Regions from separate parts of the Homo sapiens genome. Here region 2 is linked to region 1. A link is an interaction called in ENCODE POLR2A ChIA-PET data of the cell type or tissue named here. Cell type or tissue: OCI-LY7. All regions are shown on one strand. Links, peaks and the distances in the headings refer to the core of each region. The heading gives the core; the rest is flanking DNA.

Region 1 (16,352 bases), core at 7,029-12,028:
TGGGATTATAGACACCCGTCAGCACGCCCGGCTAATTTTTTTGTATTTTTAGTAGAGATGGGGTTTTACCATCTTGGCTAGGCTGGTCTTGAACTCCTGACCTTGTGATCCACCTGCCTTGGCCTCCCAAAGTGCTGGGATTATAGGCGTGAGCCACCGCACTCAGCCTGATGTCTTCTTAGTGGCTTTTTGATTGCTGTTCCAGGGTCTTCCTCATCTTGGGTTTGCATCTGGGCACTGCACATTTACAATGTGCACAGACATTTTTCTGTGAAGAATTGAAGTCTAGGTCAAAGCTGGGAAGGAGCTTAGGAGCCTTTGGTTTAACCTTTCCTCCTCTAATAAGGAACCTGATATGTGGGTTGAAATCTAAGACCCATAGTCTTGAATTAGGCTGGAGTGTCTGAGACCAGCCTTTTAGAGTCAAGGGTGTTGTGTTTGGAGCCCTGCTGTGAAGTGTTCTTGTCACCTCAGAACTCTTCAGGAGGCAGGAGGGGAAGTCAGACTTGTTGCCAAAGGGGTTCTCTGTGCAGGGTTCTCAAACTTGTTATCAGGACTGGGTGGTAGAGTACAGTAAAGGGGTCGTCTCCTTCCCGTGGCCTTGTACATATCTGGGAGGTGTGAGAGTCAGGTGGCCCTGGTTTCTAAAGTTCTGTCCTCTGTCCACCACCAGGCCTGCCTGGGTCGCAGAAGAAACTCTAGTCAGTTGGAGCTGTGCCAAATCTGTCTCACTGCAGCAGGGTCTCCTGCGTGTGTGCTCTGTGCCCAGCTTGGGACATACTAGGTGCCATGTGAGCCGGAACCTCAGGGCCTCTGCTCAGCAAGGATTTTGACTGTTTCTGAAGCTGTACTGTTGTGATGCAGCCTCTGCCCTTCTGTCAAGACTCGGGGTGCTAGGTGGACCAAGGAGCTGACTGTGAAAGCCACGTTCCCTAATGTGTCCCCCATCACTGAAATGTCCTGGGGTGATCCAGAGAGAGTCTGATGAGTGAGAGCCAAAAACCTCTGCAGTATGTAGCCATTACTCTTAAAAGTGGCTTTTAAGAGATGGCTCTTAAAAGTGGCTTTTAAGAGATGGCTCTTAAAAGTGGCTTTTAAGAGATGGCTCTTAAAAGTGGCTTTTAAGAGATGGCTCTTAAAAGTGGCTTTTAAGAGATGGCTCTTAAAAGTGATTTTTGGCCCAGCACGGTGGCTTATGCCTGTAATCCCAGCACTTTGGGAAGCCGAGCTGGGCGGATTACATGAGGTCAGGAGTTGACCAGCCTGGCCAACATATAGTGAAACCCCATCTCTACTGAAAAATACAAAAATTAGCTGGGTGTGGTAGCGCACGCCTTGTAGTCCCAGCTACTTGGGAAGTTGATGCAGGAGAATTGCCTGAACCTGGGAGGCAGAGGTTGCAGTGAGCCAAGATCGCGGCACTGCACTCCAGCCTGGGTGACAGAGCAAGACTTCGTCTCTAAAAAAATAATAAAATAAAATAAAATATAAAATAAAATAATTGGCTGGGTACGGTGGCTCACACTTGTAATCCAAGCATTTTGGGAGGCCAAGGCAGGCTGATCGCTTGAGCTCAGGGGTTCAAGACTAGCCTAGGCAACAGGGCAAATCCCCATCTCTAAACTACCCAGGTGTGGTGGCACTCACCTATGGTCCCAGCTATTCAGGGGGCTGATGTGGGAGGATGGCTTGAGCCTGGGAGGCAGAGGTTGCAGTGAGCAAGGTCTCACCATTGCACTCCAGCTTGGGAGACAGAGTGAGACCCTGTCTCAAATAAAAACTAAAAATAGAAATTAAAATTTAAAAATTGTAAAAAGTAATTTGTGTTAGTTGTAGAAAATCTGGAAAAGCAAAGAGAAAAAGGAATCCAAGAGGACTGGACTGTGCTTGCAGCTCTCCACATGACTGCAGGGTTTCAGCAGACTTGAGCTCGGGTGGCAGGGCTGGGTGGACCCCCTTGCTCGGGTGGCAGCATGGACCCCCTGCCAGTTGCAGTGGATAGTGGGAGCTTCTGGGTGGATTTGTGAGTGTGGACACCTGTGGGCCTTTGCTGCCTGCTTCCAGGTGCGGTTGCTTCTTCTCTATCTTGTGTTCTGGTGGATCTCGACTCCACTTGTCCCAAGCAGTGCCTATTTGCTGCCCTCTTCTCTCTTGAGCTAGATAGGGCAGAATAGCTGTTCTCGTATCTCCACCTTGCATTGTGGTTTTGGCAGGCAACGGTAGGAACTGAGAAGTTACAGGCCTACTCATGGCCTCACTGCCACGAAGAGCTTGTCTGTTGCCTCTCTGTGCTTCCTGTCTCACCTCTCTGGCATGATATTTCTTCTCCACTTTGCTGCCATATAGAAGAAAGGAGTAAATCAGATGGCTTTACCTTACTTTCACCTGTGTCATAGCGTAAATAATTCCCTCTCCCCAGCTCCTGAAATATATCCTGCAGTTAGAAAAGAAGGCCCTGGTAGAGAAGTGTTGGGAGCTAAGCTGCTCTATCTATTCTAGTCACCTGCTCCGGGAGTAAAAGCCCTTGTTGCCGCCCTCCCTCCCAGGCTGACCCAGGCAGGTTGTATCTGTGAGTGTTTCTAGCATAGCCTGGCCCATTACCAACAAGGAAGCAAATATTCACCTCCTTTCTCCTTGGTAATCTCAAGTAAACAGGTGTTTGTTTTAGATGTCCTGAGATCCAGGCCTTCCAGAATGGCCTCATTTCCTTACCAGATCCTGATGCTGGAAGATCCTCCAGTGTATGAATGAATGGACAAAGTGGGGTTGTCCCATCATCCACCTTCAGCCTCCGGCACTGCGCTCAGGTGCTCGTTTGTCTGATCCTGTTGAATGGCTGCTTTGGGGGCTCTCCAGCCTCAAGGTAATAGCTGATAAAGCAGGCTCTGAGAGCACATGGGACATGCCAGTGGGCATGTGTTGAACTCAGTGGCAGAGGTGAGATTGGAGTCTAGGATTGTAAACTGTGTTTGCTCCTTGGAGCTGTGTTCTGAGATGTGTGTGCGTGGCATCAATGCCAGGGCTAGAGAGCACAGCTGGAGAATGGCTGCTGCTAACTCTGACTGAGCACTTTGGCTCCAGTATTTCCAAGTGGGTCTCAGAGAATTGACCTTTCCTTGGTGCCTGGTTGTGCTGGGCAGTGTCTTGGGCTTCTCTAGCTCCTCCCCCACCCAATAAATTAACTGTGTTCTAAAGAGCACTTGCCTGTCTCCACATCATCCCACTGCTCCTGTCCCACCCTTGTCATCTTCCATGGGAATGACTCTGGAAGTGTCCAGTTTTGGTTCTTCAATCCATTTTTCAAATATCAGCTGTTTGATCAGCTGTACCCTTTCTTTTTTTTAGAGACAGAGGTGGTCTTGTTATGTTGTCTAGGCTGGTCTTGCACTCCTGGCTTCCAATGATCTTCCCGCCTTGGCCTCCCAAGTAGCTGGGATTATAGGCTGAAGCCACCATCCCCAGCTTAGCCCCTTCTGTGGCTTCCCATTTACCTCTCATGAAGTTCAGACTCCTTAAGCTAGCATGCAGGCTGTGCATGCACAGCCCATTTCCAGATCCAGCTGTCTGTCTTTCTAGGTCTGCCCAGACTGTAACCCAGTCATACTAAACTTCTCTTAGTTCCCCAACCACGTGGCTGCTTTCTTGCCTCTATGCCTTTTCACATTCTGCTGTGTTTTTTTGTTTGTTTGTTTGTTTTTTGAGACGGAGTCTAGCTTTGTTGCCAGGCTGGAGTGCAATGGCGCAATCTCGGCTCACTGCATTCTCCGCCTCCCGGGTTCAAGTGATTGTCCTGCCTCAGCCTCACGAGTAGCTGGGACTACAGGCACCCGCCACCACGCCCGGCTAATTTTTTTATTTTTAGTAGAGATGGGGTTTCACTATGTTGGCCAGGATAGTCTGGATCTCTTGACCTCGTGATCCACCTGCCTTGGCCTCCCAAAGTGCTGGGATTACTGGCGTGAGCCACCGTGCCTGGCCCACATTCTGCTGTTTTTGAGTGGACCATGATCCTCTTTCTCCTGTCATTTACTTTACCAGGCCTTGGCTCAGCCTTCACTTCCTGAGGGAATTCCCCATTTTGAGTCAGCACACCTTGACTCTCTGGCTTGCCCTGACTTGACATTAGAACTGTTGGAGGGCAAGGATTGAGCCCAGGCCCCCACCCTTATGTCCCCAGCATCATACTGGGTACAGGGCATTTTTGTTGATGACATGAATGACTGGAAGAACCTCTATGAAAAGAAATTTATCACACCTGTTTTTACTGAATTACTCAACGTTAGCAAGGACCCAAGAGCTCCTAATAACTCAGCCATATTCAGGTGCCTGCAGAGATCAATAGAGGAAGGGTAGTGTCAGTGGCCTCCTATGGGGATTCTTCCTGTTCCATAGATGCAAAGATACTGCAGTATGTGTACAGGAGAATGAGTTTGAGGTTTTTGTTATGCCCTTTCCTTATTTATTTTTGTCTCATTCTTGGCAGCTCAAAGGGTACAAAGTGGTATCTCGCTGTGTTTTTTTTTTTTTTTCTTTGAGACAAGGTCTGGCTCTGTCACCCAGGCTGGAGTGCAGTAGTGCCATCTCGGCTCACTGCAACCTCCACCCACCCCAGGCTCAAGCCATCCTCCCACCTCAGCCTCCTGAGTAGCTGGGACTACAGGTGTGCACTACCATGTCTGGTTAATTTTTGTATTTTTGGTGGAAACAGGGTTTCACCATTTTGCCCAGGCTGATCTCGAACTCCTGGTCTCAAACAATCAGCCCTCCTTGGCCTCCCAAAGTGCTGGGATTACAGGCATGAGCCACTGCGCCCAGACTATTTTTATTTTATTTTTATTTTGAGACAGTGTCTCACTTTGTCACCCAGGCTCTGGAGTGCAATGGCGGGAGGCACTGCAGCCTCAACTTCCTGGGCCTCAAGCTGTGCTCCCATCTCAGCCTCTCAAGTAGCTGAGACTACAGAAAAGCACCACCACGCCCAGCTGATTTTTATATTTTTTGTAGAGATGGGGTTTTGCCATGTTGCTCAGGCTGGTCTTGAACTCCTGAGCTCAAGCAGTCCATCTGCCTCGGCCTCCCAAAGTGCTAGGATTATAGGCATGAGCCACTGTGCCTGCCCTCACTGTAGTTTTGATTTGCATTTCCGTAACGATAGTGATGGTGAGCATCTTTTCAGGTGCTTGCTGGCCACATGTACACCTTCTTTAGGGAAACATCTCAAGGCCTTTGCCACTCTCATTTTTTAGAGATGGGGTTTTGCTGTGTCGCCCAGGCTAGTCCCAAACTCCTGGGCTCAAGCGATCCTCCTGCCTCAGCCTCCCACATTGCTGGAACTACAGGTGCACATCACCATTCCTAGCTAAAAGTTTTAAAGTTTGATGAAGTTTACTTTATCTATGTTTTCTCTTGTTGCCTGTGCTTTTGTCCAAGAAATTATTGCCAAATCCAATGTCATGAAGCTTGCTATGTCTTTTCCTGAGAGTTGAAGTTTTAGCTCTTATGATTAGGTCTTTGATCCATTTTGAGTTGATTTTTATATATGGTGTAATATAAGCAAAAAACTTCTTTTTTTTTTTATTTTAGACAGAGTTTCGCTCTTGGTGCCTGGGCTGGAGTGCAGTGGCGCGATCTTGGCTTACTGCAACCTCCGCCTCCTGGGTTCAAGCGATTCTCCTGCTTCAGCCTCTCAAGTAGCTGTGATTACAGGCATGCGCCACTATGCCCAGCTAGTTTTGTATTTTTAGTAGCGACGGGGTTTCTCCACATAGGTCAGGCTGGTCTTGAACTCCCGACCTCAGGTGATCCACCCACTTTGGCCTCCTGAAGTGCTGGGATTACAGGCGTGAGCCACCGCACCTGGCCAAACTTTGTTCTTTTGTTTGTGATTATCCAGATGTCCCAGCGTTATTTGTTGAAAAAACTGTCATTTCCCCATCTAATGGTCTTAGCATCCTTGTTGAAATCAGTTGACTATACATGTGAGGGTTTATTTCTGGGATCTCTATTCTATTCCTTGGACTGTAGGTCTGTCTTTATGCGAGTCTTAAACTGATTTATTATTGTAGCTTTGTAGTAAGTTTTGAAATCAGAAAGTGTAAGCCCTCCAACTTTGTTCTTTTTAAGATTGTTTTGACTGTTTCTGTCCCTTGAGATTCCATATGGATTTTTCTATTTCTGTGGAAAACATCATTGGGATTTTGATAGGGATGGCCTTGAATCTGTATATCACTTTGGGTAGTATTGACATCTTAACAATAGTGAGTCTTCTAATCAGTGAACAGAGGATGTCTTTCCATTTATTTGTGTCTGTAATTTCCTTCATCAACATTTTATAGTTTTTAGTGTCTTTAGCCTCCTTGGTTAAGTTTTTTTACTTTTTTTTTCGTTTTGTTTTGAGATGGAGTCTCGCTTTGTCGCCCAGGCTGGAGTGCAGTGGCGCGATCTCGGCTCACTGCAAGCTCAGCCTCCTGGGTTCACGCCATTCTCCTGCCTCAGCCTCCCCCGTAGCTGGGACTACAGGCCCCCGCCACCATGCCCGGCTAAATTTTTGTATTTTTAGTAGAGACGGGGTTTTACCATGTTAGTCAGGATGGTCTCAATCTCCTGACCTTGTGATCTGCCCGCCTCAGCCTCCCAAAGTGCTGGGATTATAGGCGTGAGCCACCGCGCCCAGCCTACTTTATTTACTTTTAAGTATTTTTTTTCTTTTTTTTGGGTGGGGGACGGAGTTTCGCTCTTGTACCCCAGGCTAGAGTGCAATGCTGCGGTATTGGCTCACTGCAACTTCCACCTCCCGGGTTCCTGCAATTCTCCTGCCTCAGCCTCCCGAATAGCTGGGATTACAGGCATGCACCACCACGCCCGGCTAATTTTTGTATTTTTAGTAGAGATGGGTTTTCACCATGTTGGTCAGGCTGGTCTTGAACTCCTGACCTCGTGATCCACCTGCCTCAGCCTCCTAAAGTGCTAGGATTACAGGCGTGAGCCACCGTGCCCAGCTTAAGTATTTTATTCTTTTGATGCTATTGGAAATGGAATTGTTTTCTCAATTTTTTTTTGATTGTTCATTATAAGTGTGTAGCAATACAACTGAAAAGTGAGAAATAGAGTAACTTATTAGTTCTTTTTTTTTTTCTTTTTCTTTTTCTTTTTTTTTTTGAGACAAAGTCTTGCTCTGTCACCCAGGCTGGAGTGCAGTGGCTCGATCTCAGCTTATTGCCACTTCTGCCCCCAGGTTCATGTGATTCTCCTGCCTTGGCCTCCCAAGTAGCTGGGATTACAGGTGCCCACCACCACGCCCGGCTAATTTTTGTATTTTTAACAGAGACAGGGTTTCACCATGTTGGCCAGGCTGATCTTGAACTCCTGACCTCAGGTGATCTGCCTGTCTTAGCTCCCAAAGTGCTGGGATTACAGGCATGAGCCACCACACCTGGCCAATTCTTTTTTTTTTTTTTTTTTTTTTTTTGAGATGGAGTCCGTGTCTGTTGTCCGGGCTGGAGTGCAGTGGCCTGATCTCAGCTCAAAGCAACCTCTGTCTCCCAGGTTTAAGCGATTCTCCTGCCTCACCCTCCCAAGTAGCTGGGTTTACAGCCATGTTCCACCACACCCGGCTAATTTTTTTGTATTTTATTAGAGATTGGTTTTTACCATGTTGGTCAGGCTGGTCTTGAACCTCCTGACCTCAGGTGATCCGCCGACCTCAGCCTCCCAAAGTGCTGGGATTACAGGTGTGAGCTACCACACCCAGCCCTGCATCTGGCCAATTCTAATTTTTTTTTTTTTGAGATGGAGTCTTGCTCTGTCTCTCAGGCTGGAGTGCAGTGGTGTGATCTCGGCTCACTGCAAGCTCCGCCTCCCAGGTTCATGCCATTCTCCTGCCTCAGCCTCCTGAGTAGCTGGGACTACAGGCACCCACCACCATGCCTGGCTAATTTTTTGTATTTTTAGTAGAGACGGGGTTTCACCGTGTTGGCCAGGATGGTCTTGATCTCCTGACCTTGTGATCCGCTCGCCTGGGCCTCCCAAAGAGCTGGGATTACAGGTGTGAGCCACCGCGCCCGGCAAGTTTTTTGTTTTGTGCAATCTTTAGAGTTTCCCTTTCTTTTCTTTCCAGTTTTTTTTTTTTTTTTTTTTTTTAGACGGAGTCTCACTCTGTCACCCAGTGGCACAATCTTGCTTACTGCAGTCTTGATCTCCTGGGCTCAGGTGATCTTCCCACCTCAGTCTTCTAAGCAGCTGGAATTACAGGTGCACTTCACCATGCCCACCTAATTTTTTGTAGAGACAGGATATTGCCGTGTTGCCTAGGCTGGTCTCGAACTCTTGGGCTCAAGCGATCTTCCTGCTTCAGCCTCCCAAAGTTCTGGGATTACAGGCATGAGCCACCACACCTGGCAAGGTTTTCTACGTATGGGAACATGTCATCTGTGAACAGAGATAGTTTTCCTTTCCAATTTGGATGCCTTTCATTCCTTTTTCTTGTCTGATTGCATCATCTAGAACTCCCAATACTGTCTTGAATAGAAGTGGTGAAAGCAGGCATCTTAGATGAAAGGCTTTCAGTCTTCCACCATTGAGTATGATGTTAGCTGTGGGGTTTTTTTAAATTTATTTTTCGAAGCGGAGTCTCTCTTTGTCACCCAGACTGGAATGCAGTGGCCTGATCTTGGCTCACTGCAACCTCGGCCTCTAGGGTTCAAGCGATTCTCCTGCTTCAGCTCCCTGGTAGCTGGGATTACAGGCGTGTGCCACCACACCCTGCTAATTTTTGTATTTTTAGTAGAGACGGTGTTTCACCATGTTGGCCAGGCTGGTCTCGAACTCCTGACCTCAAGTGATCCACCCGCCTCAGCCTCCCAAGATGCTGGGATTACAGGTGTGAGCCACTGTGCCCAGCCAGGTTTTTCATATATGACCTTTGTTGTGTTAAGGTAGTTTCCTTTTATTCCTACTTTCTTGAGTGTTATTGACATGTAATTTAACATGCTATACAAGTCACCATTTAAAGTGTACAATTCGTGTTTTTTAGTGTATTCACAGGGTCTGCTTTGTTTCTCTCAGATTGGTTGGATGATAGTCTTTAAGTTTATGAAGAGTTTCTGGAAGATAGAAGAGTGCATCTTTTGGTAGCTTTAAAACACCATGCTTTTGGAAAAGACTTAATGTCACCCAGTATTTGAAGAGTGGGGGCTTATTCGCCTTGAACCCTGACTCAGCTGTGACCTCATTGGAATATGCAACCTGGGCTCCTGTGGGGCTGCTCCCTGTGTCATTGACACCTAGAGGTGGAATGGTGCCCAAATGTGGGTGTCAGCTTCCTCTGGCTGCTCTCCCCTTAGACAGTCCACTCAGATTCTCAAGTCGAGGCAGGGGTTTGTACAGAGGCTCCCGAGCCATCCACTAATAAACACCATCTTACCTGTGGAGCAGAGTCTGTAGGAAGGTGTTGAGGGCTAGCTGCTGGAGAAGGGAGAGGCGTCTCCTGTGGGGAGGCCTAAGCAAGTTGTGTTTTGAGCACAGGTGCTTTAGTGATTCCCCATTCCCATAGAATGTTGTGGAACCAGAGCCCTGTTGCAGCGACCAAGCATAACTCTTCTTGAGTGACCTTTGACCTCCCCGTTTGCACATGTGCTCCAAACATAAACCCTTACCTAGTGTCAGGAAGCCTATGTGCTGGGGATGGGATGACATGTGGTGTTGGGCATAGCCCCAGGCCCCTCTGAACAGGGCATGGTGAGTGGCTGTTGTCTAAATCAGGGAAAGCCCTGACTGTTGCACTTGTGCCTGTTGGACTGCTGACTGCAGGGCAGCTGGGGTCGTTTGCTGCTTGGTCAGCTGAGGTACTGAAGGAATGGAGACTGACTTTTGGCAGCCTCTGCCATGTAAAGTCAGGAAGCTGATTATTTGGGCTGCAGTTTTTCTGGAAAAATGTGCAAGTTTTAATCTAATGGGAATTCTGCCAGCAGGCTAAGACAGCTTCTGCTCCTGATGGTCCTTGAAGCTAGCCCCTCTGGCAGGAGGAGGCAGGCAGTTTGTGTGTTTCTGGGAATGACTGAGCAGTCCTGTCCAGCTACAGGCTATATTGGTTCATGTCTTTGACCTTTAAGGATCCAACTCTGTCTCAAATGCTGCTTAAAACAAAGCAGAAGACAAGTTCCCTTCGAACTATGAAACTCCCTCTTTGAAGTGCTGTTCCTTTTGCTTTGCTCCTTTCCCTTCTCTACCTTTTTCCCTAAGCCATGTGGGCCACGTTATCAGGGCCATATGCTGGGTTGTTTCCTTTCCTTGTTCCTGCCCAGCATGATTGGGATAGCTGATTTCAGAGGCAGGTGAGTAGGTCAGAGCCTTCCCTCCCTGCCTGACCCTTTATTTTGGTAGTAGAGGCTGCTCCCCCAAATATAGTGGTGCAGCAACCCAGAGAAAGGCAAAAGGGCATTTACTGCCAATAAAGGACTGGCAGGGGCAGTGTATTAGCCTTTTTTATATTACTATAAAGAAATACCTGAGACAGGGTAAAGAAAAGAAGGTTTATAAAGAAAAGAGGTTTAATTGGCTCACAATTCTACAGGCTTTACAGGAAGCATGGTGCCGGCAAAGGCCTGGAGAAGCTTACAGTCATAGTGGATGTTGACTAGGAGCCAGCATGTCACATGGCAACAACGGGAACAAGTTGGGGGGAGGTGCTATACTCTTTTAAACAACCAGATCTCGCAGGAACATAGAGCAAGAACTCGTTCATTACTGTGAGGACTGCCCCAAGACATTCATGAAGGATCTATCCCCATGATCTTAACACCTGCCACCAGGCCCCACCTCCAGCATTGGGTATTACATGTCTACATGAGATTTGGAGAGGACAAACATCGAAACCATATCATTCTACCCTGGCCCCCCAAATTTCATGTCTTTCTCACATTGCAGAATACAATCATCCCTTCCCACTAGTCCCCCAGAGTCTTAACTCATTCCAGCATTAACTTAAAAAGTCCCAAGTGCAAAGGTAAGATGGTATTTATTAGTAGATGGCCTGGGAGCCTCTGCCTCAACTTGAGAATCTGAGTGGATTGTCTAAGGGGAGAGCAGCCAGAGGAAGCTGACACCCACATTTGGGTGCCATTCTACCTCCAGGTGTCAATGACACAGGGAGCAGCCCCACAGGAGCCCAGGTTGCATACTCCAATGAGATCACAACTAAGTCAGGGTTCAAAGAGAATAAGCCCCACTCTTCAAAGAGTGGGAGGAGTGAGGGGGTCTCTGGGGGCCTCACACATCATTACTCCCAGCTTTGTGTGGTTTGGGAGGCCAATGTGAATGTATGCGGGGAAGGTAATGAATTTTGAGACCCAGAGAACAAGCTCGTTTGAGCAGTCTTGATTGATGATCCTATGTAGATCCAACTTGGCTTTACCATGTCCTGGTCTTTGGTGCAGACTGGGTTCTCCCTGTGGAACAATCGTGCATTGCTCTGTAAAGCACTACCTAGGATTGAGATGCTTTAGGCACATCTTAGGAATAGATTCTGTGCCTTAGCTACAGCCAGAATGCCAAAGGACTGGAAGCCATGAATTCATGACACTTTCCTCTGAAATTGAAGCCGGTGGTTCATAGTGACACAACACACGCAACTTTCTGTTTTCTCTAGCTGGGTGAGGCACTAAGATGCTTTCCATTAGCAAATCAAAATGTCAGGTTTCTCCAAGAACCATTAGTATGTTATAAGAGCCTCTACATTCATTGCTTTTCTCATTTTTCTGTCTTTTACCAATAAATGTTTGAGAAGGGAGACGCATGAGCATTTGCTAACCAAAAATTTTGTGTTTTTTTTTTTTTTTTTTTTGAAGTTACATGGGAATAGGACTCTCGGCTCAAGGCGTCAACATGAACAGACTTCCTGGTGAGTCACTGTTTAAGAGAACATTTGTTCTGCTCTCCTGATCCAATTGGGGTTGAGAGTCATGGTGGTAGCAGAGAGGCTGGGGAGGACTTTGTTTGCTAGCTGCCTACCTCAAGCCATGCTACTGGTTGGAGGATCCTGAAAGGTAGCCCTTGGGCCAGGATGGTGTGCATTTCCATTCCAAAAATTAATTGACAAGTGATTGTCATTAATGGAATTTGAACTGTTTGCCATCAAAGTCAACTGACCTGAGTTTGCTCCAGGTAGGGATACGCGTCAGTAGCCCTTGCTCCCATTGGCCTTGCTGAGCAGACTCAGGCATGTACTGGGAGGAAGACTGCTGCCAACCTTGGCTCCTTTGTTACTTCATCGTGTTAAAGATCAAAGTTTTTGGCCGGGCACAGCGGCTCACGCCTGTAATCCCACTTTGGGAGGCCGAGGTGGATGGATCACCTGAGGTCAGGAGTTCGAGACCAGCCTGGCCAACATGGTGAAACCCTGTCTCTACTAAAAATAAAAAATTAGTCGGGTGTGGTGGCACACACCTGTAGTCTCAGCTACTTGGGAGGCAGAGGCAGGAGAATCGCTTGAACCCGGGAGGTGGAGGTTGCAGTGAGCTGAGATTGCGCCACTGCACTCCAGCCTGAGCAACAGGGTGAGATTCCGTCTCAAAAAAAAAAATAAAATAAATAAAAAAGATCAAAGTTTTTAAGTGACCTCCCACGTGGAATGTGATTGAAGCAATTTCTTTTCTTTATTTTTTATTTATATATATATTTGAGACAGGGTCTCACTCTGTAACCCAGGCTGGAGTGCAGTGGCTCAGTCACAGTTTACTGCAGCCTCGACCTCCCAGACTCAGGTGATCCTCAGCCTTCCTAGTAGCTGGGACCACAGGAGCTCATCACCATGTCCAGCTAATTTTTTGTAATTTCTGTAGAGACAGAGTTCTGCCATTGCCCAGGCTGGTCTTGAACTCCTGGGCTCAAGCCATCAGCCTGCCTTGGCCTCCCTAAGTGTTGGGATAACAGGCGTGAGCCACTGCACCCAGCCTTATTTTTATCATCTATTATTTTTCTTTTGAGACAGGGTCTCGCTTTTCACCCAGGCTGGAGTGTAGTGGCGCGATCTTGGCACCACCTTCTCAACCTTCTGGTTGGCTCAACCTTCTGGGCTCAAGTTCTCCTCCCACCTCAGCCCCTCAAGTGGCTGGGATTATAGGCATGTGCTACCACACCTGGCTAATTTATAGGCATGTGCTACCACACCTGGCTAATTTCAGCTATTTTCTGCCCAGCAGCTCATACCTAGACCTGGACTGGCTGCAACTGGGGAGACAGAGCTTCTGCCGTGAACTGATGGGTTCCAGAAAATGGTCTTAAGTCCATTGGTCCCTTGAATCAGCAGAAGTGACATGATCCAGGCTTCCCTGACACGTCATGGGGTCAGGAAAAGTCCTTGTGTTTTTTTCTTGGCCTCCTGCTCTTTGTGCCTATGACACAGAGAAGGCAGCTGGCTTTCCCCAAACAGGGAGTTACACTCAGACCTTACGTCTTTTCTAATCAATGTTTAATGTGAATCACTGATTTTTTTCTAGTAGACTGATTTCTAATACTTTCAATCTAGGATGCTTAGGATTCAACTAATTGTCAGGAATCTTACTTTTTTCCCCCTTTGATTGATCTGAGTGAAAACTGGTTTTTCATTGTTAATCAGAACGTGTGTGGCAGTTTTCTTTGCATACTGTGTGGCTGTGTTCTTTGTTATATGAGCATCTGGCCTTGGCTAAGTAGTTGTAGCTGTAGTATCTGTAGCTCTACCTCTTAATGTACAGGAAAAATAATTTCCTGTCAAGTGCAAACTGATTCTTAATTTTGTTTGTTTGTTCTAGGTGTGCTCTTTCAACTTTTGCACTGAGTTGGTAGTGGAGAAAAGAGACTTTTATGAGCTTTTTTTTGTTTTGTTTTTGGAGACAAGGTCTCATTCTGCTGCCCAGGCTGGAGTGCAGTGGCATGATCATGGCTCACTGCAGTCTTGACCTTCCATGCTCAAGTGATTCTCCCACCTCATTCTCCCCTTTAGCTGGCACTACAGATACAAGCTACCATACCCAGCTAATTTTTCATTTTTTGTAGAGGCGGGGTCTCACCGCATTGCCCCAGCTGGTCTCAAGCTGCTGCGTTCAAGCAGTCCTTCTGCCTCAGTCTCCCAAAGTATTAGGATTACTGGCATGAGCCAGCCTGCCTGGTAAGGACTCTTTTTTTTTTTTTTTTTTTTTTTTTTTTTTTGAGACGGAGTCTTGCTCTTTCGCCCAGGCTGGAGTGCAGTGGCGAGATCTCGGCTCACTGCAAGCTCTGCCTCCTGGGTTGGTGCCGTTCTCCTGCCTCAGCCTCCGGAGTAGCTGGGATTACAGGTGCCTGCCACCACGCCCGGCTCATTTTTTTGTATTTTTAATAGAAACGGGGTTTCACCATGTTAGCCAGGCTGGTTTCGATCTCTTAACCTCGTGGTCCGCCTGACTTGGCCTCCCAAAGTGCTGGGATTACAGGCGTGAGCCACTGCGCCCAGCACTTTTTTTTTTTTTTTTTTTGAGACAGGGTCTTGCTTCGTTTCCCAGGGTGGAGTGCAGTGGCACAAACACTGCTCACTGCAGTCTTAACCTGCTGGGCTCAAGCGATCCTCCCATCTCAGCCTCCTAAGTAGCTGGGACTATAAGTACATGCCACCACGCCCAGCTAGTTTTTTTGTATTTTTAATAAAGACAGGGTTTCACCAGGTTGCCCAGACTCGTCTAGAACTCCTGAGCTCAAGCAGTCCACCCATCTCGGCCTCCCAAAGTGCTGAGATTACAGGCATGAGCCACTGCTCCTGGCCGGGGACTCTTTAGGTACCAATTTGGAATCATCTGTAGGATATATTGGGAAATTAAAAATATAAAGCATGGAAATATATGATGTGCTACCAAATGTGCAAAAAAAAGAGAAAACAAACATATCTGTATTTACTTGTATATGTATAGATCATCTTTGGAAAGCTACAGAAAAACTTGTAATATTTGCTGTTCCTTGGGAAGGGATGGGTGGCGGGAGCCAGGACTGAGAAAGAAAAATTTTCACTCACAAGCCTTTGGAATTTTCTTTCTTGTGAATATGTTATCTGTTTTAAAAATATAAATGTAATTAAAACAAAATAAACCAAAGCAAATGGCCCTGTATCAGGAAATCCTCATGTTTGTCTTTTAGGTAGTCTTAGGATGTGGTCTGTTACGCCATGTGTTGGACTTAGTATCCTTTGCTTCATATGTTCTTTTTTTATTTAAAGACAGGGTCTCACTTTGTTGCCCAGGCTGGAGTGCAGTGGTGCAAACATGGCTCACTGCAGCCTCAACCTTGCAGGCTGAAGCGATTCTCCTGCCTCAGCCCCCGAAGTAGCTGGGACTACCGGCACATGCCACCATGCTCAGCTAGTTTTTGTATTTTTATTTTTATTTTTATTTTTATTTTTATTTTTTTTGAGACAGAGTCTCACTCTGTCACCCAGGCTTTAGTGAACTGGCACGATCTCGGCTCACCGCAACCTCCACCTCCCGGGTTCAAGCTATTCTCGTGCCTCAGCCTCCCCAGTAGTTGGGATTACAGGCGCACACCACCACGCCTGGCTAATTTTTTGTATTTTTAGTAGAGATGGGGTTTCGCCATGTTGCCCAGGCTGGTCTTGAACTCCTGAGCTCAGTCAGTCTGCCTGCCTCAGCCTCCCAAAGTAGTAAGATTACAACGTGAGGCACCACGCCCGGCCGTTTTTGTATTTTTTGTAGAGACAGGGTTTTGCCATGTTGCCCAGGCTAGTCTTGAAGTGAGCTCAAGCAGTCCACTCATCTCGGCCTCCCAAAGTGCTGGGATTACAAGTATGAGTCATCATGCCTAGCCGTATGTTCTTTTTTCTTTAATAAAAACCTTTTTTTTTTTTTTTGAGACAAGGTCTTGCCCTGTTGCCCAGGCTGGGGTTCAGTGACATGATATGGTTCACTGCAACTTTGACCTCCCAGGCTTAAGTGATCCTCTCACCTTAGTCTCCTGAGTAGCTGGGACTACAGGTGCACACCACCATGCCTGGTTAATTTTTAAAATTTTCTTGTAGAGGCAGGGCGCGGTGGCTCATGCCTGTAATCCCATCACTTTGGGAGGCCAAGGCGGGTGGATCACAAGGTCAGGAGATCAAGACCATCCTGGCTAACACGGTGAAATCCCATCTCTACTAAAAATACAAAAAATTAGCCGGGCGCGGTGGTGGGCGCCTGTACTCCCAGCTACTCGAGAGGCTGAGGCAGGAGAATGGCGTGAACCTGGGAGACAGAGCTTGCAGTGAGCTGAGGTAGCGCCCTAGCACTCCAGCCTGGGTGAAAGAGCGAGACGCCGTCTCAAAAAAAAAAAAAATTGTAGAGACAAGGTCTCCCTGT
Region 2 (16,352 bases), core at 6,497-11,496, 240 kb after region 1:
GGCTGGAGGCACCCAAGCTGATGGGGACCGGCAGGGGAGGCAGACATTGCAGAGATGAAGAGGGCGGTCAGAAGCACTGGGGACACACGTAGGGTTGGAGACATGGGCATGAAGGACATGGGAGGGGTGGACACAGGTGCACCTGCCAGCAACTCAGTCCTCACATGCTCCACCTGGCCCTGCCTCACCTGTCCTGTCCTTTGACTTTCTCCCAATTCACCTGTTCCACCTTCCCCTGGTCCTGCCTCACCTTTTCCCTCTCACCTAGCCTCACACCCATCTTGCCTAGCCCCCTCACCTGTCCCCAGGAACATCATTGTCTTCATCTTCGTCTTCATTGAGGAAGCTGAAGCTCTCCAAGGCATGCTCCACAGTGATGCTGAGACTGGAGGCCCGGCTGCGAGTCAGACCTTGTCTCTGCTGAGGTTGTGAAGGGCATCAGAGCGGCTGCCGCCCCCTGGCTGCCCTCCCTGGTTGCCCTAGCCCAGCCCAGCCCTCCTCACCATGAGCAGACTTTCTAGGCGGGTCACCTCCTGCTCCAGGCCCTGCAGCTCAGGAAACTGGCCACGGTAGTCATCCAGGGCAGCCATTAGGGCCCCCAGTGCCTCCTCCAGGCTCCTGTCCCCAGACCCTCCGGCTGCCGTTGGGACTGGGGTCTGGACAGCCATGGCCAGGCAAAGGTCTGAATGCTGGGGTGCAGGGGTTGGGGGTGAGGGAGTGGGGCTTAGACTCTGAACCGTAGACTCTGAGGGATCTGGGGCAGGGCTTGTGAGGGGTTTCCTACTGGAATGGGCAGGACTTGGGTGGGGAGTTCTGGGGGCCATAGGGTCTGCCTGAGTGTAGGAATTGGAGACTGGGGGACTACAGGGAAGGGAGTCAGTGCCTGGGAGGGTGGGGTCTGAGTGTTTGGAGGGGCTGGAGAGGGTAGCAAGTTCTAGAGAAGTGGAAGGGCTTACATTTATAAGGATGGGGCTTGTGGTGGGATGGGTGGGGCTTGTGGTAGGATGGGTGGGACTTGTGGCAGTCTGGACTAGGCCCATACCACTGGGGGTAGGACTTGTAGTGGTGGGAGGTGACATACTGGTTTTGTGGGTGGGACTTGTGGGGGTATGGGTGGGGCTTGTGGAAGTATGAGTGGGGCTTGCTGTGGTATGGGTAGGGCTTGGCATAGTGTGGGTGGGGCTTGTGGTAGTCTGGACTGGGCCTATGATATTGAGGGTAGGGCCTGTAGTAGTAAGGGTAGAGATTATGGGCTTGTGGGTGGAGCCTGTAGTAGTGTGAGTGAGGGGGCTTGGAGCACTGTGGGTAGTGGTAATGGCACTATAGGTAGAGCCTGTAGTGGTGTGAGTGGGGCCTGGCAGTTCTGAAGGGCCAGAGTCTGTGGACTTATGAACTGAGTCTAGGTGTGCAGATGGGGCAGGGTCTGTAGATGTGGGGACAGAGCCTGTTGTACCGAGGGTAGAGCTTGTGGCAGAGTGGCCAGGGTCCAGGGCAGGAGGAACAGGACTGGGGTGCTCTCCATGGGTGGGAGCTGGGTGTGTAGGTGGGCTAGGTCCCCAGGCTAGGCTTTCTGGGCCAACGGCCTCCACTGAAGCCTCAGCCAAGGCAGCATCTACACTAGCCTCACTGATGTGGCTCAGAGTCCGACTGTAGGGTGCATGCCCATTTGCCAGGACTGGGGCCACGGCCCCCTCCTCATCCAAGGGCCCAGAGCTGGGGGTCTCAGGCCTGCGGAAGGCAACTTGGATGGGAAGGGGCTCGGGCTGCTGCACCAGGGGCCTAGGGGCTGGTGAGTGGCGGGCAGTGCCTGAGAGCTGTGGGCTGGATGAGTCGTCTGAAGATTCAGATGACAGGGACCATGCTGTCCCATTCTCCAGCTCCTCCTGCCGTCGCAGCATGTTCTGAGAAAGAGGAGAGGGCATTTCAGAACCACCCCCAGGGAGCCTCTGGGGGATGGTGAGGCCTGGACCTGGGCTATGACTCACATAGAAAGCCTGTTCCCGAAGTGAGGGTGTGTCCGGTGGGCTCTGGCTATAGGTGGAGAAGCGCTTGGTGACTGTGGAGGCCTTGTTGACAGAAGAAGCAGCTGAGGGCTGGTCATCCTTGTCGAAGGGGCTGGGAAGGGAAGAGGCTGTTGGCAGGTGCCACAGCCCTCCTGGCCCTCCTCCAAGCCTCTCAGCCCCACCAACCTCCATGTGACTTCCAGGCTGAGCTTGATGGTACCAAGGTCATTGATATCCACAGCCACAACCTGGGGCAGGGCGGCAAACAGGTCCTTGGTCTCACAGGAGACACTGCCCACAACCACATGGTTGGCCAGGCCCTTCAGTTCTGTCACCTGTAGCCAAGAGTGCATGGTAGGGTCACAAGGGTGCAGGGGCTATGAGATCATGGGAAATCTGAGGTCTGAATTTGCATAGAACTTATAAAATGGTCATGGGAGGCTGAGGCAGGAGGATCACTTAAGGCCAGGAGTTCAAGACCAGCTTGGGCAACATGGCAAGACTCTGTCTCAAAAAAAAAAAAAAAAAAAATTTTTAGCCAGGCATGGTGGTGCACCTGTAGTCCCAGCTACTTGGGAGGCTGAAGTGGGAGGATGGGTTGAGCCCAGGAGTTTGAGACTGCAGTGAGGTATGATTGCACTGCTGCACTCCAACCTGGGTGACAGAGTGAGACCCGCCAACTCCTAGATAGATAGACAGACACATGCATGCTCATGGAGCCATGGATGCTTGAAGCAGCCTGGGAGCATGGGAATCACAGAGGTCTGCATGGTAGGGTCACTGAGGTCATAGAGGTCACAGCCTCATGGGAGCTTAGGAGGTCAAATATTCACAGGGTCAGAAGATCATGAGGAGGTCACAGGGTCAGGAAGCCATGATGTCCTAAGAGTCACAAAGATTGTTCCTCTCAGGGCCACAGAGATCATGAAGGTCATGGAATCATATCTTCACAGGGCTATGGAGCTATGAGGGGATCACAGGAGTAAGGGACTCAGGGTAATGGGGGTCACAAGGGGTTCACAGGGCCATGGTGGCCTGCCGTCCTGGGCAGAGACATCACCTTAATAGACAGAAATTCCGTGAGTAGAGGGAGAAAGATGGTTTCTTCACTGTCCCACACCTGCTTTCCACTACCCTCAATTCGGCCCCGTAGTTTCCAGCGCTGACGCCCATATTTCATGCAGATCTGGGGGAACAGGTAGGATGAGGCAGCCTAGGTGTTGGGACCCTACCGACCCAGCCCTTCCCTGCACATTCTCATACCTCATACTGATCGCCTACACACAGCCTGGCGAAGCCAGCCAGCCCTGAGTTGGAGGAGAAGGGGAGAAGTCGGTGAGCCATATTGGGGTTCTTCAGCATACTCCCTCCAGCCCCCCACCTGCCCCCACAACTCAGTACCTTTCATTCGGAGATGAAACTCGCCCAGCTGTGCCTCCAGCTCGCTCTCCAGCAGACACATGCTCTGGGAGGGAGGGGCAGGGACAGGAGGGGGTCAAGGGCCAGCCACTAGCCCTGCCACACCCTGTGCCTCTGCCTCATGGGCCCCCATCCCTCACCTCCGTGTACTCGCGATGCCCCCGAGTGGCCTCTGCCAGGCTGTCCCGGGCCTCTCGGCTTCCCGGGGACCCAGTGGTGTAGGCACGGACCATGTTGTAGGCACCATCCCGGAGACGCCGCTGGACACAGTATGCCTCATACAGCTCATCGATCTGGGAAGGTGAGTGGGGTGACAGTAGGGGGACTGAGACTCACCTCTGGGGTTACTCACCTCTAAGGTTGCTCACCCAGGGCCTGGCACCACCCCTCTTCTCCCTATGATATCCAACCCCCCACCCCACTCTGCACACATGCTGCACTCGTACCTTGCTGGCATGGAACTCCAGTCGTCGCAGGAAGCGTTCAATGGACTTGACTTGCTGGGGGAGAGGTGGGTCAGGAGGGGCCTGAGGCCCAGGGTCCTTACCCTCCCTGTGAGCCAACCCCTTCCAGTACCATTCCATGCATACTCACCTTGTCCAGATCATACAGGAAGCCCTGCAGGGGTGGGGAGAAGGGGCAAATATTTAGGAGGGATGAGGAGGACTCCAGCAGAGGCACTCAGACTCGTCACAGCTCCCCTTTCTCACACCACAGTCCACAAGCACTCCTGTCACAGTAGCAACTGACGCCCCTTCCTGCTGGTCTAGCCCTTGGTGGATGCTGGTAGCACAGATCTGGTCCCTTCAGCCCCCTCCAGGACCCCTCCTTCCACCTCTTCCCTGGGATTCCTTTTCCTGCAGCCGCCTGGGGAGAGCTCTCTGCTTCCTTGTGCAAGGTTCCCTCTGCAGGGGAACTCCCATCAAGCCCCGGCAGAAGTGTTCCCTCCTCCAGGAAGCCCTAACCTCTTCCCAAGAAGCACCATGCAGCAGTACCACTGCTCAGTACCACTGCAGCAGAATCTCCTGCTGTCCATGTCTGTAGGGGTCCCACCTACCCCACTGGAAGCTCCTGGAGCAGGTACTGAGTCCCAAGCAGAAAGTATGCACAGCAAAGTTTGGGGATAGAAAAGCCCCTCAGCCTTTCCTGATATCCCCTTTTCTACTCACACCTGAACCAGATCACTTCAGAAAATAGCCCAGATATCACCCAGGGCTGCCCTTGCCCAGCCCTCCACACCAAAGAGGCAAAGGGCATCCGTACCTCCCGCCACTCACCAAGCGGGAATTCCTCTTGGACTCCCTTATCTGCCCCTGGAGTTTCTCTTGCTCCTGCTGGTGCACTTCCAAGTAGGCCCTGAGGAAAGGGGCGACCACAAGAATGAACTCGGCTCTCCAGCCTCATGCTGCCCAGGGTGCAGACAGCAGGGAGAGGGCATGGGGCTGGAGAAGGTTCCTGCTAGCAGGATGCGGGCTTGGGGAGGGATCCCGGGACAGGGCTGGGAACAGAGGAGCTGCTCACGTCAGGCCCCGCTTCAGCGCCGTGTACACCAGGTCCAGCCGCTCGGGCTGCGGCACCTTGGCGGCTGGGTGAGCCACGGAAAACATCCTGGACACTCGGGAGAGCGCGGGGGGCTTCCGTGGGGGCCCCGGCGGGCTGAAGACCGGGAAACTCCTGAAGGAGAGGCTGTCCTCAGAAAGAGGAGAGCAGGAGTCCCCCAGACTCTCACTACGCACCCCCAGACCCAGCCCCATCTGACGCCCTTTGACCCCACCAACCCTGCGCGGCCGCGTACCTGGGCCCCCGCTCGTGGCTGCCGAGGACGCCTGCGAAGGACTGGCTCCTATTGACCCGGGCGCTGAGCAGACGGCGCTGCGGCCGCACCGACAGGGACATCATAGAGTGAGTCCGCGCGGGGCTCCCTGCGGGTGATCGGGGGGGTGTCCAGTACCAGTCGGATCCCCGAAGCCCTCTCCCACGCAGCGGGATCCAGGGCTGGCGCAGGTCTTTCCTGTCGCTAGGCACAGCTGCCCCAGCGGGCTCCGGCCGGGTCCGCCTAGTCCCGCCGACCCGGGCACTAATGACAGGACAGCCGCAGGCGACTCGGCCTCGGACTCAGCGTGGCCTCGGCTCGGCCCCCACTTCCTGCCGAGGTGCGGGCTCCGCCTGCCGCGGGGCAGGAAGGGGGGTCGCGCGGGGACCCTCCTCCGGCTGGGAAGGGGCAGGAAAGGGGCGGCGCGCGCGAAGAATGTGCGGAAGCGCCTGTTTACCCGGGGGCGGGGCAGCCTCCCCAGCCCTGCCCCCGATTTCCCCCCCCAGGGCACCCGGAGCTCGGGGCCCCCCACCCCGGGAGCCCAAGGAGGTCACGGGGCGGGGCGGGGCCACGCTCGGAGCCCTGCGGAGCTGCCCGACAGGCCCAGCCGGTGCGGGTTTGTCGCCCGCCCCCCGCCTGCCAGCGTGACCTGCTGCCCCCAGCCCCCACCGGCCCGGGCGTCCCGGCGCCCTCCAGGCAGGGGGATTCCCAGAGCTGGGCGCGATGCCGAGAAGGGCCCCGCCCCCTCCTCTTTCCTGAGGCTCCCACCTGGAAACTGAGTCACGGACGTGCGCCTCCACCCCGGCATCGGCGGGGAGAGCTCCTCGGCAGACCCCCACCCCGCTTCGGCGAAACACACACTCCTGGCCCCCAAACCCGGCCTGCTTCCCCTGGGGCCAGTCCCTGAGCTTTCGCAGCCCCGAGCTGGGTCCTACCTCTCTTCTTGGTGTTCATGGTGGGTCCGGGACGGCCCCCGACCCGCGCTCGCCCCCCGCGGACCTTCCGGCCCTGGCCACTTCGAGCCGCCCGGCTGGGCTCCGGGCTCGCTCCCAGCGGCTCTGGCTCGGCTTCGGCTCCTCCCGGCGCCGCCCCCCGCCCAGTTCCTGCCGCCTGACTCAGCCCGCCTGGATGGGGCGGGACCGGTGACTGGGGTTCCCCTCGGGGAGGGGACCGACGGGGGGCGAGGGGTCTGCTCAGCTGGGGTCAGCAATGTGCGTAAAGGGATTTGAGCATGGGGATGAATATGAAGGGATAGAATGGAGACGCTAAGTGGAGGAAGTATCAGACATTAGAGTAGGGGGCTTAAAGAGTCGCTATTGAGGCCGGGCACAGTGGCTCACGCCTGTAATCTCAGCACTTTGGGAGGCCGAGGCGGGCGGATCACGAGGTCAGGAATTCGAGATCAGCCTGACCAACAAGGTGAAACCCCGTCTCTACTAAAAATACAAAAATTAGCCGGACATGGTGACGCGCGCCTGTAATCCCAGCTACTCAGGAGGCTGAGACAGGAGAATCGCTTGAACCCGGGAGGTGGCGCCACTGCACTCCAGCCTGGGCGACAGAGCGAGACTCCGTCTCCCCCAAAAAAGAGTGGCTGTTGAGCAGTGCTAAGGCTGAACACACAGAGGGCTGAGAGCTGGGGTTCTAAGTGTGAGAAGGTGGATAGTAGGGGGCTGAAGAGTGGAAAGATGGGCTAAGGGTGCTGATTGGAGGGGCTGTGCCAATGGAGGGCGGAGAGTTAGGGCACTGATCACCAGGGGACTGAGGCTGAGAAGAGAGGCTGAAAGTGTGAGGCTAGATCCACCCCATAGTGTGTGCTGCTGCGCCAAGAGAGATGCAGAGAAGGAACTGGATGCAGAGTCCCACAGCCCCATGCACCACCCCATCCCTACTCCCACAGAGGGAGTGCTCAGCCTGAGCACTCCCCTCTTCCCAGGACCCAGGGGAAAGGATCAGGTCTGGCTGCCAGCCAGGGCCTCCTCCCTAGTCAAGCTGCATCCTAGGCTAATGCCCCATCCTTCCTGCCCCCAGCTCACATGGGCCTCTCAGGTTCTGCGTTCCCATCCTGATCCCCATCCCCAGTACCTCTCTTTTTTTTTCTGTGTCTCCCAAGCTGTAGTGCAGTGGCACGATCTTGGCTCACTGCAACCTCTGCCTCTCAGATTCAAGCGATTCTCCTGCCTCAGGCTCCCAAATAGCTGGTATTACAAACACCCGCCACTATGCCTGGCTAATGTTTGTATTTTTAATAGAGACGGGGTTTCACCATGTTGGCCAGGCTGGTCTTGAACCCCTGACCTCAAGTGATCAGCCTGCCTCATTCTCCCAAAGTGCTGGGATTACAGGCATGAGCCACCGCGCCCAGCCTATCTCTTCTTTGAATATCCCATGTCCACCTCTAGCCTGGATAGATGCCACCATGCCCATCCCTCCCTTGACCTTGGAGGGGCTGGATGCTCCCCCATCCCATAAACACTCTTGCTCCTTGAGGCTCAGTTCTCCCATACTGTGCTTACTTTCTCCCCAAAAGGCTGGGTTGGGCCCAGGGGTCTGCATTTCCACAAGTTCCCCCTCCCCCCGACAGATTCAGATGCAAGAGGTCCAGGGACCTCAGTTTGAGATATGTTATTCTCCCCTCCTCCTTGAAGGCGAAGCCTGGGTACCCTGCACCCTACACTGGTGACCTGTGCATTCCCATGGATTGCCTGCCTATCGCTGGCCTCTCTGGTCCCTTCAGCCATCCCCAGCCTTATCACCTGCCTTTGGAATGCCCCCCTCCTAAACCACAACCACACTGATGCAACCCTCAGGCTTTCCATCACCCCCACCTCACCTGCCTTTTACCTGAGACCTCTGGCCCCTTGAGCCCTCACCCATTTATTCACCTATTCACTGAGTGGCAACCTTGTGCCAAGCATGTGCCAGTCACTGGAGATACAGCCCAGAATTTCACAGACACCACCCTGTGCAGAGCTCACAGTCCGCCTCTGCTTTCTTTTTTTCTGCTAGCTCCCTCCTACCTTCTCTTCTGTACCTTCCCTGCACAGCCTCCTCCCCAGCCTGGATCCACAGCCACCATCCCATCACTTGCCTGCTGCAAGTATCCTCAGCACTGCGCACCTCTCTCCCAGCTGGCAGAAACCAGCCCTGGGGAATCCAACTCCTGGACTTCTCTACACCTGCACACAGGTTGGCAGGAGTTGCCAGAGGTCTTGGCACAGCAGCCTGGCTGGAATCACAGAGCAATCCTCAACCTTGGCCAGGCCCTCACTGCCCACCTGGCAAATCCTCAAGTGTGACCCTAGTCATCTTTCTCCTTTTGGGGTGTTTCAGACTTTCTCCACAAGTCTCAGACAAGCTCAAGTCACTCCCACATGAAAAATAAAAACGGGCTGGGTGTGGTGGTTCATGCCTATAATCCCAACACTTTGGGAGGCAGAGGTGGGTGGATCACTTGAGGTCAGGAGTTCGAGACCAGCTTGGCCAACATGGTGAAACCCCATCTCTGCTAAAAATACAAAAATTAGCTGGGCTTGGTCGTGCACGCCTGTAGTGCCAGCTACCTGGGCGGCTGAGGCAGGAGGATCGCTTGAACCTGGGACGCAGAGGCTGCAGAGAGCTGCTATCATGCCACTGCACTCCAGGCTGGGTGACAGAGCGGGAGTCTGTCTCAAAAAAAAAAAAAAAAAAAAAAAAAGAAAAAAAGAAAACCCTAGAAACTGTCCAGATGCCTGTCAATGAATAATGGAATTACCACATAGCAAAAAGAATGAAAAATATACAGTGACATGCAACAATATGGGTGGATCTGAGAGCAAACCCAAGAGAGGACAAATGTATGACCTTGATAATAAGTTCAAAAGCAAGCAAAACTAATCTATGGTGATAGAAGTCAGCCTGGGAGTCTCCCTCCAGGTGTTGTGACTGAAGAGGCCACAAGGGTCTTCCAGGGTGCTGGTAATGTCCTATTTCCTGCTCTGGGTTAAATTTCCTGATTCTATATGAGTGTGTTCTCTTATGAAAATGTACAGAGTTGTACACTTAGGACATACACACTTTTTGTGTGCCTATTATATTTCAATGTAAAATTGGTTGTAAATAATTACAAAATGTTGGGCCGGTGCGGTGGCTTACGCCTGTAATCCTAGCACTTTGGGAGGCTGAGGCAGGTGGATCACTGAGGCTAGGAGTTTGAGACCAGCCTGGCCAACATGGTGAAACCCTGACTCTATTAAAAATACAAAAATTAGCCAGGTGTGGTGGCATGGCCTGTAGTCCCACCTACTCGGGAGGCTGAGGCATGAGAATTGCTCAACCCAGGAGGCAGTGAGCTGAGGTCGCGCTGCACTACAGCCTAGGTGATAGAGCAAGATTCTTTCTTAAAAAAAAAAAATTACAAAAAAGAAATGACTCAGCCCAGTGCAGCAGCTCATGCCTGTAATCCTAGTACTTTGGGAGGCCGAGGCAGGTGGATCACCTGAAGTAAGGAGTTCGAGACCAGCCTGACCAACTTGGTGAAACCCCGTCTCTACTAAAAAAAAAAAAAAAAAAAAAAAAATTAGCCGGGCGTGGTGGCGCATGACTGTAATCCCAATTGCTCAGAAGACTGAGGCAGGAGAATCGCTTGAACCCGGGAGGTGGAGGTTGCAGTGAGCCAAGATTGCACCATTGCACTCCAGCCTGGGCGACAAGAGCAAAACTCCATCTCAGAAAAAAAAAAAAAAAAAAGACTGCTTGTGGACCTTCTGTCTTTGTCCAGCTACCCCATTTCTTACTCCATCTTTCTCCTCTCCTTTCAAAGCCAAGTGTCTTGAAGAGATGTCTACCTGCATTTTCTCACTACACCCGCCTGCTCCTCTTCCCACCCTGGTCCAGTTTCTGTACCCACCACTGGACAAGGTCACCAGTGACCTCCCTGTTGCTGAACCCAGTGCCCATGTTTTATCCTTATCCTGCTTGATCTCAGCAAAGCTTTGGACTTCGTGGTTCCCCTCCTCTTCTTTAAGCCCTTCCTTCCCCTGAATTTCAAGAGACAATACGCTGGTTTTCTATCTACCTCTCTGGCTGCATATCTTACTTTCCCACAGAGGCCCCTTCTTTCCTCCCATCCCCGAATGGGCCTTATCCTCCCCGCCCTTGGGCTGTGCACAGATCCCGCAGCTCAATGCCATCTAAATGTTGCCAGCTTCCTTATCTCTCCTCCACCCAAGCCACTCTTCTGAGCACCAGGCCTCTGTATCCAACTGCCTGCTTGCTGCCTCCCCAGATGCAGCGTGCGCTGTCATAGTGCATGCTGGGTTTGAGGTTCCCAAACCAAATTCACCACTTTCCACCTGACTCTCCCTAGTCTCAACTTCTCCATGACACTCCACCATCTATGTACCCCGTTGTTCAAGACAGAAACTAGAAGTCGTCCTGGATGTCTCAGTTAGCCCCTATGACCAGTCACCCCCTCCTGCCAGGTCACCCCCTCCTGCCAGGTCTGGCTCTTAAATCTCTCTGCAATCTGCCCCCTCACCTCTACCCCTATAGCCAGAATTCAGGTCCAAGCCATCACCAACTCTCCCCTCGAGCCCTACAGCTGGGCTTCTGATGAGCTAGAACCTTCCTGAGGGACCTCCTGTCTCCACTCTAACCTGCAATCATCCATTCATTATTCAGTAACAACACTGACCTTAAAATTGTAGCCACTTGACAGTGCCAAAAACTGTCCTTTATTGAGAGCATTCTATATGCCAGGCATTGAGCTTAGCAAACATCATCTCATTTAATCCTGGCAACAGCCTTATGGGGTAAGTCCTATTAGCTCCACTTCGCACCTGAGAAACCTGAGGCTGTGTGACCTTGGGCAAGACACTTATTCAGCCTTTTGGGCTTCAGACACCCATCTGTAAAAAGAGGACAATAATAATAATAACAACAGCTATTTCCCAAGGCTGCTGGGAGGATGAAATGAGATCTCCTCTCATGAGGATGTCCCTCTATAGGAAGTGTTTGGGGAAGGGAGAATTGTATGTGGGGTAGGGACGTTGAGGTGGACTCACTATACCTAATTTTTTTTTTTTTAAGACGAGGTCTCACGCTGTCACCCAGGTCTCAGTGCAGTGGTGTGTTCATAGCTCACTGCAGCCTTGAACTCCTGGGCTCAAGCGATCAGTTTCAGTGCAGTGGTGCGTTCATAGCTCACTGCAGCCTTGAACTCCTGGGCTCAAGCAATCTTACTGCCTTAGCCTCTTAAGTAGCTGGAACCACAGGCATGCACCACCATGCCTAGCTAACATCTAACTGTGAACACACAACAAATACTAACTGCTATTATTTTTAACAGTCACACGGCCGGGTGCGGTGGCTCACGCCTGTAATCCCAGCACTTTGGGAGGCTGAGGAGGGCGGATCATGAGGTCAGGAGATCAAGACCATCCTGGCTAACACGGTGAAACCCCATATCTACTAAATATACAAAAAAAAAAAAAATTAGCTGGGCGTGGTGGCTGGCGCCTGTAGTCCCAGCTACTCAGTAGGCTGAGGTGGGAGAATGGCATGAGCCCGGGAGGTGGAGCTTGCAGTGAGCCAAGATCTCACCACTACACTCCAGCCTGGGCGACAGAGCGAGACTCTGTCTCAAAAAACAAAACAAAACAGTCACACAGGTGGTAAGTGTCAAGACCATGATTCAAACCCAGGCTGTCTGACCCCAGGACTCTAAATCTTTAATATCACTCTATTCAGACTGATGTGAAATAGCCACAGCCACTCTTGTCCCAGGGAGAAAGCCCAGACTCTCTAACATGACCCACGTAGGCCCTTCAGGATTTGTCCTGTCCCTCACATTCTTTCAACCACTCCTCTCCTCCCAGTCCCCTGCTTTCTCTGTTCCAGCAACTGAGACCCTCTCTCAATACCTGCAAGGTTCTTCAGAATCTGACCGGCAGCCCCCATCGCTCCTATTCCTTCTTCCCACTACTCAGCCCCAAGTCCCTCTCCTTCCTCAAGTCTACCCTATGACTTCTTCCTCCAGGAAGCAGGCCCTGGGTTGGTTCCCCCTTTTTGACTTCCTCCCTCTGAACCCCGAGACCACATAACCCAGTTGTCAGTTCTCCTTTAGGGCCTGTCTTCCCACCAGACTGAACCTTGTGAGACCTGGGGCATATCTGCTTGGCTCACCACAGCGCTCTGGGGGTCCTGTAGCACCTGGGAGATGAAGGGGGGGAACAGTGGGGGAAGCTGGGCTGCCTAGACACAGGAACAGCAGGTCCTGAGCTGTTTGTTGGTGGGGAGGATTTTAAGTCTATGTCCACCCCAACTCCCCTACCCGACATGCAATCCTCCCTCTCCCTTCCCACTGGCTGATGGTATCGTATACCATCAGCAAGTGGGGCTCTGCTCCCTGGGATGGTGCAGGGTGGGGATCCCCTGGGATTCTGGACTTGGAAACCGCTGACTGTTCCATCACTTTTCTCTCTCTGGTTGGCCCTCTGCTGCCACCATCCCCCGAGTCCCATAGGAACTAGGATGTCTAACTGTTGGTACAAATGACCATCATAATGTCCATCTGAGTGACCGCTTCGGGAGATGGGCGGGCAAGATTGCCCTTGCTGGGTGAGAGCAGGTAGGGAAAGAGCTGAACCCCTTGAGCTAAGGCAGAAGGGCCACCTCAACTGGTGGGGGACTGGCTGATAAGAACCAGGGGACTCTCTGGGCTCATGTCAGCCCTATAGTCTGTTCCCAGGATGGGAAATAACCCAGATCCAAGGTTCCAAAGGTTATGGGGCTTGCAGCACAGCCAGGTCAGGATGGCCGTGAGTGGAGGAGCCCTGACCTGTCCGCATGGCCCCAGATCTTGCAGCCCCGCTATACTTCCTACACACCAAGACTGGCACACCCGGGTGCGGCGGAATATCCCACCACCTGGGCTGCCCATCTCAGCACTGTGCCAGGCCAGCTGCCTCTCTGGGAGTCCCCGGGTCTAGCCCCGCCCCACCCCGGGGCCGCCCCGACCGAGGTAAACAGAGGCTAAAAATAACCTGGGCAAGGGGCGGCTGCAAGGGAGAAGGGGGTCCCTTCTGAGCCTGTCCTTGTCTCCATGGCAACTGCCCCCAAACCCGGCGGCTGACGTCATCTCGCAGCTGCCCAAGCGTATAGGAGGGAGGGGGAGCGGCACAGCCCCGGACCCCCCACCCCGGAACCGGGCGGAGGCTGTCGGGTGGCCTCACTTCCTGCCGGCCCCCTCCCTGGTCAGCTGGTTACATTCCCTGGCCGCGCGCTGGGAGCCAGGCGGCCTCCCCCGGGCCGGGCCTGGCCAGGGCTGAGTCCGAGCGGCGACGCAGAGGGGCCGCCGTGACTCACCCGCGCCCTCCCCGCCCGCTTCTCTCAAGCGGGACCCAGCCCAGAGTCCTGAGTCCTCCCCTCACCCGCACCCAAACCCAGACCCCTGGGGCGGCTCACCTTGCTCCTCTCTCCCGCCGCAGTCACAGGACCCAAGCCGGAGAGGGCGGTGGAAGAAGGAGCTATGCCAGTCCTCCTTGTCCCGCTGGAGTATTTTGTACCTCAGCCCCCAATTATCATTCCTCTCCTCCCTCCAATACCACGGAGGTGGGTGTCGCAGGGGCAAGGACTCAGATCTAATCCTCGCTTCTCCCAAACCAGCTGTGTGACCTTGAGAATACTACTAACCTCTCTGGGCCTGTTTCTGCATCTGCCAGATGGTCATAACCCTCCTCAGATGCTGTGCGTTGGCCGAATGCGGCAGGCCCAGGGCGCGGCCCCGCAGACTGCAGCCAGGGCACAAGTATTGTTACACGAGGCTGCGCACAGTAGGTGCTGGGGCGGCCAGCCTGGACACACGTTAGAACTGGCTGGGGAGGGTCTGTAGGGGAGGCCGGACTCAGGGCTCACCCTGGAGAGGAGGACAAAGGGTGCTGAATCTGGACTGAATCCGACCTCTAGCCCTGGTGAGCAGCCCCTTGCCCAAACCAGTTCTGCAGAGAGCCCAGGCCCGGCTGTTGCAGGAACCTTGCGCCAACCTCCATTTCCAGGGAAAAGCTCCGTTCCCCGACAAGGACGATCCTCTCCGGCTTCGGCTACGCCAGGTTTGGGCGGAGAGCCCGGCTCCAGCCCAGGCTCGGTCACCTCGGGGCCGGCCACAAAGCCGCTTAGGCCGGCCCCTAGAGCTAGGAGGATTAGCTCAGCTCCTAGGCCGGCCCGCACCCTTCGTCGCCCCCTCCCCATTTCCAGCCCAGCCTCCCCTGCGGCGAAGGCAGCAAGGGCTCCCAGGGAGCGCGCGTGCCAGGGCCCAGGCTGGCGCCTTGAGCCCGCTCTCTGGCCTGGCCCATCCCAGCGCCCCGGGGCACCGGCCGCCAGGGCCTTGCCGTGGGAGGAAGGCAGCAGCGCCAGGCTCTGCAGGCCCGGAGGCGGCGGCTTTTGTGGGAGAAGCTGCGTTCTCCACGCCCGGGGGGAGGGGAGGAAAGACAAGGCGCGGCCGGGGTCCGGGAGATGGGGTGAGGCGGGACAGAGCCGCAGATCCCGGACCCACCGGGCGGCGCCGGCGGGGGGGCACCAGAACCTCCGCGCCTGCTCCCCGCCCGGCCTGCAGCCCCGGAAACGGCGCGGGACACTCACATGGCTGCGCTGGGCTGCGCGGACCTCGCGCTGTCCTTGCGCTCGGAGGTGCCCGGCCTGGTCGCGCCGCAGCTGCCGCTGTCGCCGCCGCAGGCGCCGGCCCCTCCCTCCGCCCGCCGCCCCGCCGCCCCTCCCCTGGCCCGCCGGGCCCCACCCCCTGCGCTCCCGCGGCTCCCGCACCCCTAGAGGCGCCCACGGCTCGCTCCGCCCTCTCGGATAACGGGGCAGGCCGGTGGCCCACGCAGCCCACCAGCTTGCAGGGAGGGCAGACCCTGGGGGATGTGAGGGAGGCTTTCTCACGCAGACCCTAAAACGGTGAGCGCCAGGGAGCCCCGCCTGCTTGTCCCCTCCCCAGATCCCTCGGGCTCTGGAGACCTTGCGGGCCCCCTGTCCGTGACCACCTGAAACAGGTCCTGGAGCTGCTACTGCTGGCTTAGGCTGGTTGGTGGAAAGGATCCAGGGCTGTTGTGAAGGCCTTGGGGAGTCCAGAAGCCGCCTGGCACCTTCTGGGTCCAGACGCTGCCCTTCAGCCCTGCCATTTCAGCCAGCCTCAGCGTCGCTGTAGAGGCAGGCCGCCCTTTCTGCCACTGTCTGGCTGGTAAGTCCAGGCTCATAGCCGGGTCATGCATTCCCCACTCATTGGGTACTGGTTTTCGGGCAGTCTTGGGGTGGGGACGCTGGCAGGGTCCGGGTACAGGGCCATGTGTTGGGCAACCCAGTCCTTTCCAAAGCCGGGGCTAGAATGCTGGCCCTCCACACAGTCGGTAAAGGTGGGGCTGAGAGTCGACCCCATGTTGGGGTCAAAGGGCCAGTTCCACTCCCCCGCTCCTCCCATCAATCAGACACCCCTGGCCCTTCCAACCTGGACACCCCTGAGGCTTCTCCAGGCCTTGCACTCCCGCAGCCCTCATGTATGTCAGACCTACCCAGGAATGGTTTCAGGGACAGTAAGAGGTCCCTGAATATCTGTACCCCGCCCCCACCAGTCCTGAGGGCTGTTTTTTTGTGTGTTTTGCTTGTTTGCTTGGTTTTGTTTGGTCGGGTTTTTTTTTTTTTTTTTTGAGACAGAGTGTCACTGTCGCCCAGGCTGGAATGCAGTGCAAGCTCCACCTCCCAGGTTCATGCCATTCTCCTGCCTCAGCCTCCCGAGTAGCTGGGACTACAGGCGCCCACACCACGCCCGGCTAATTTTTTGTATTTTTGGTAGAGATGGGGTTTCACCATGTTAGCCAGGATGGTCTCGATCTCCTGACCTCGTGATCTGCCCGCCTTGGCCTCCCAAAGTGCTGGGATTACAGGCATGAGCCACCGCGCCCAGCCTGTTTGGTCGGTTTTTTAGAGATGGGCTTTCTTCATGTTGCTCAGACTGGTCTCTAACTGGGCTCAAGCGATCCTCCCACCTTGGCCTCCCAAAGTACTGGGATTACAGGCTTGAGCCACCTCTGCCTCACAGTTCTCCACTCTCCAGCCCCTCCTCTTGGGCTTCCTTTGTAGTGCCC

Evidence for each region. Peaks named below come from ENCODE experiments on the same cell type or tissue, not always from the same donor. Only the 100,000 strongest peaks of a DNase experiment are listed, where the experiment ranks them.
Region 2: POLR2A ChIA-PET joins it to region 1 with 6 read pairs; 3 of 35 experiments call an interaction of 5 or more read pairs at or near these places.

The regions. Positions count from the first base shown.
Region 1 is chr16:67,767,578-67,783,929 of GRCh38, reverse strand. It overlaps RANBP10 (RAN binding protein 10), which reads left to right. Exons shown (of 14, transcript NM_020850.3): 3 at 11,844-11,896. Among named protein-coding and RNA genes, the nearest start is that of RANBP10, 31 kb to the left of the region's middle. RefSeq lists an enhancer at 2,321-2,470. In OCI-LY7, for the core only: no CTCF peak of the experiment used is centred there; no DNase peak of the experiment used is centred there.
Region 2 is chr16:67,527,416-67,543,767 of GRCh38, reverse strand. RIPOR1 (RHO family interacting cell polarization regulator 1) reads right to left here and starts at 14,939. Exons shown (of 22, transcript NM_024519.4): 1 at 14,854-14,939; 2 at 5,218-5,344; 3 at 4,944-5,096; 4 at 4,700-4,778; 5 at 4,017-4,040; 6 at 3,869-3,922; 7 at 3,563-3,715; 8 at 3,405-3,468; 9 at 3,267-3,310; 10 at 3,064-3,189; 11 at 2,190-2,338; 12 at 1,986-2,115; 13 at 504-1,901; 14 at 299-420. The coding sequence starts at 5,321. LOC100505942 (a long non-coding RNA gene) reads left to right here and starts at 15,023. Exons shown (of 2, transcript NR_104656.1): 1 at 15,023-15,451. RefSeq lists silencers at 967-1,016, 5,465-5,974, 6,195-6,474, 13,333-13,612, 14,613-14,842 and 1 more and enhancers at 1,207-1,256, 5,245-5,314, 5,063-5,684. In OCI-LY7, for the core only: a CTCF peak has its summit at 6,769 (motif pointing right); DNase peaks (open chromatin) are centred at 9,140 and 11,387.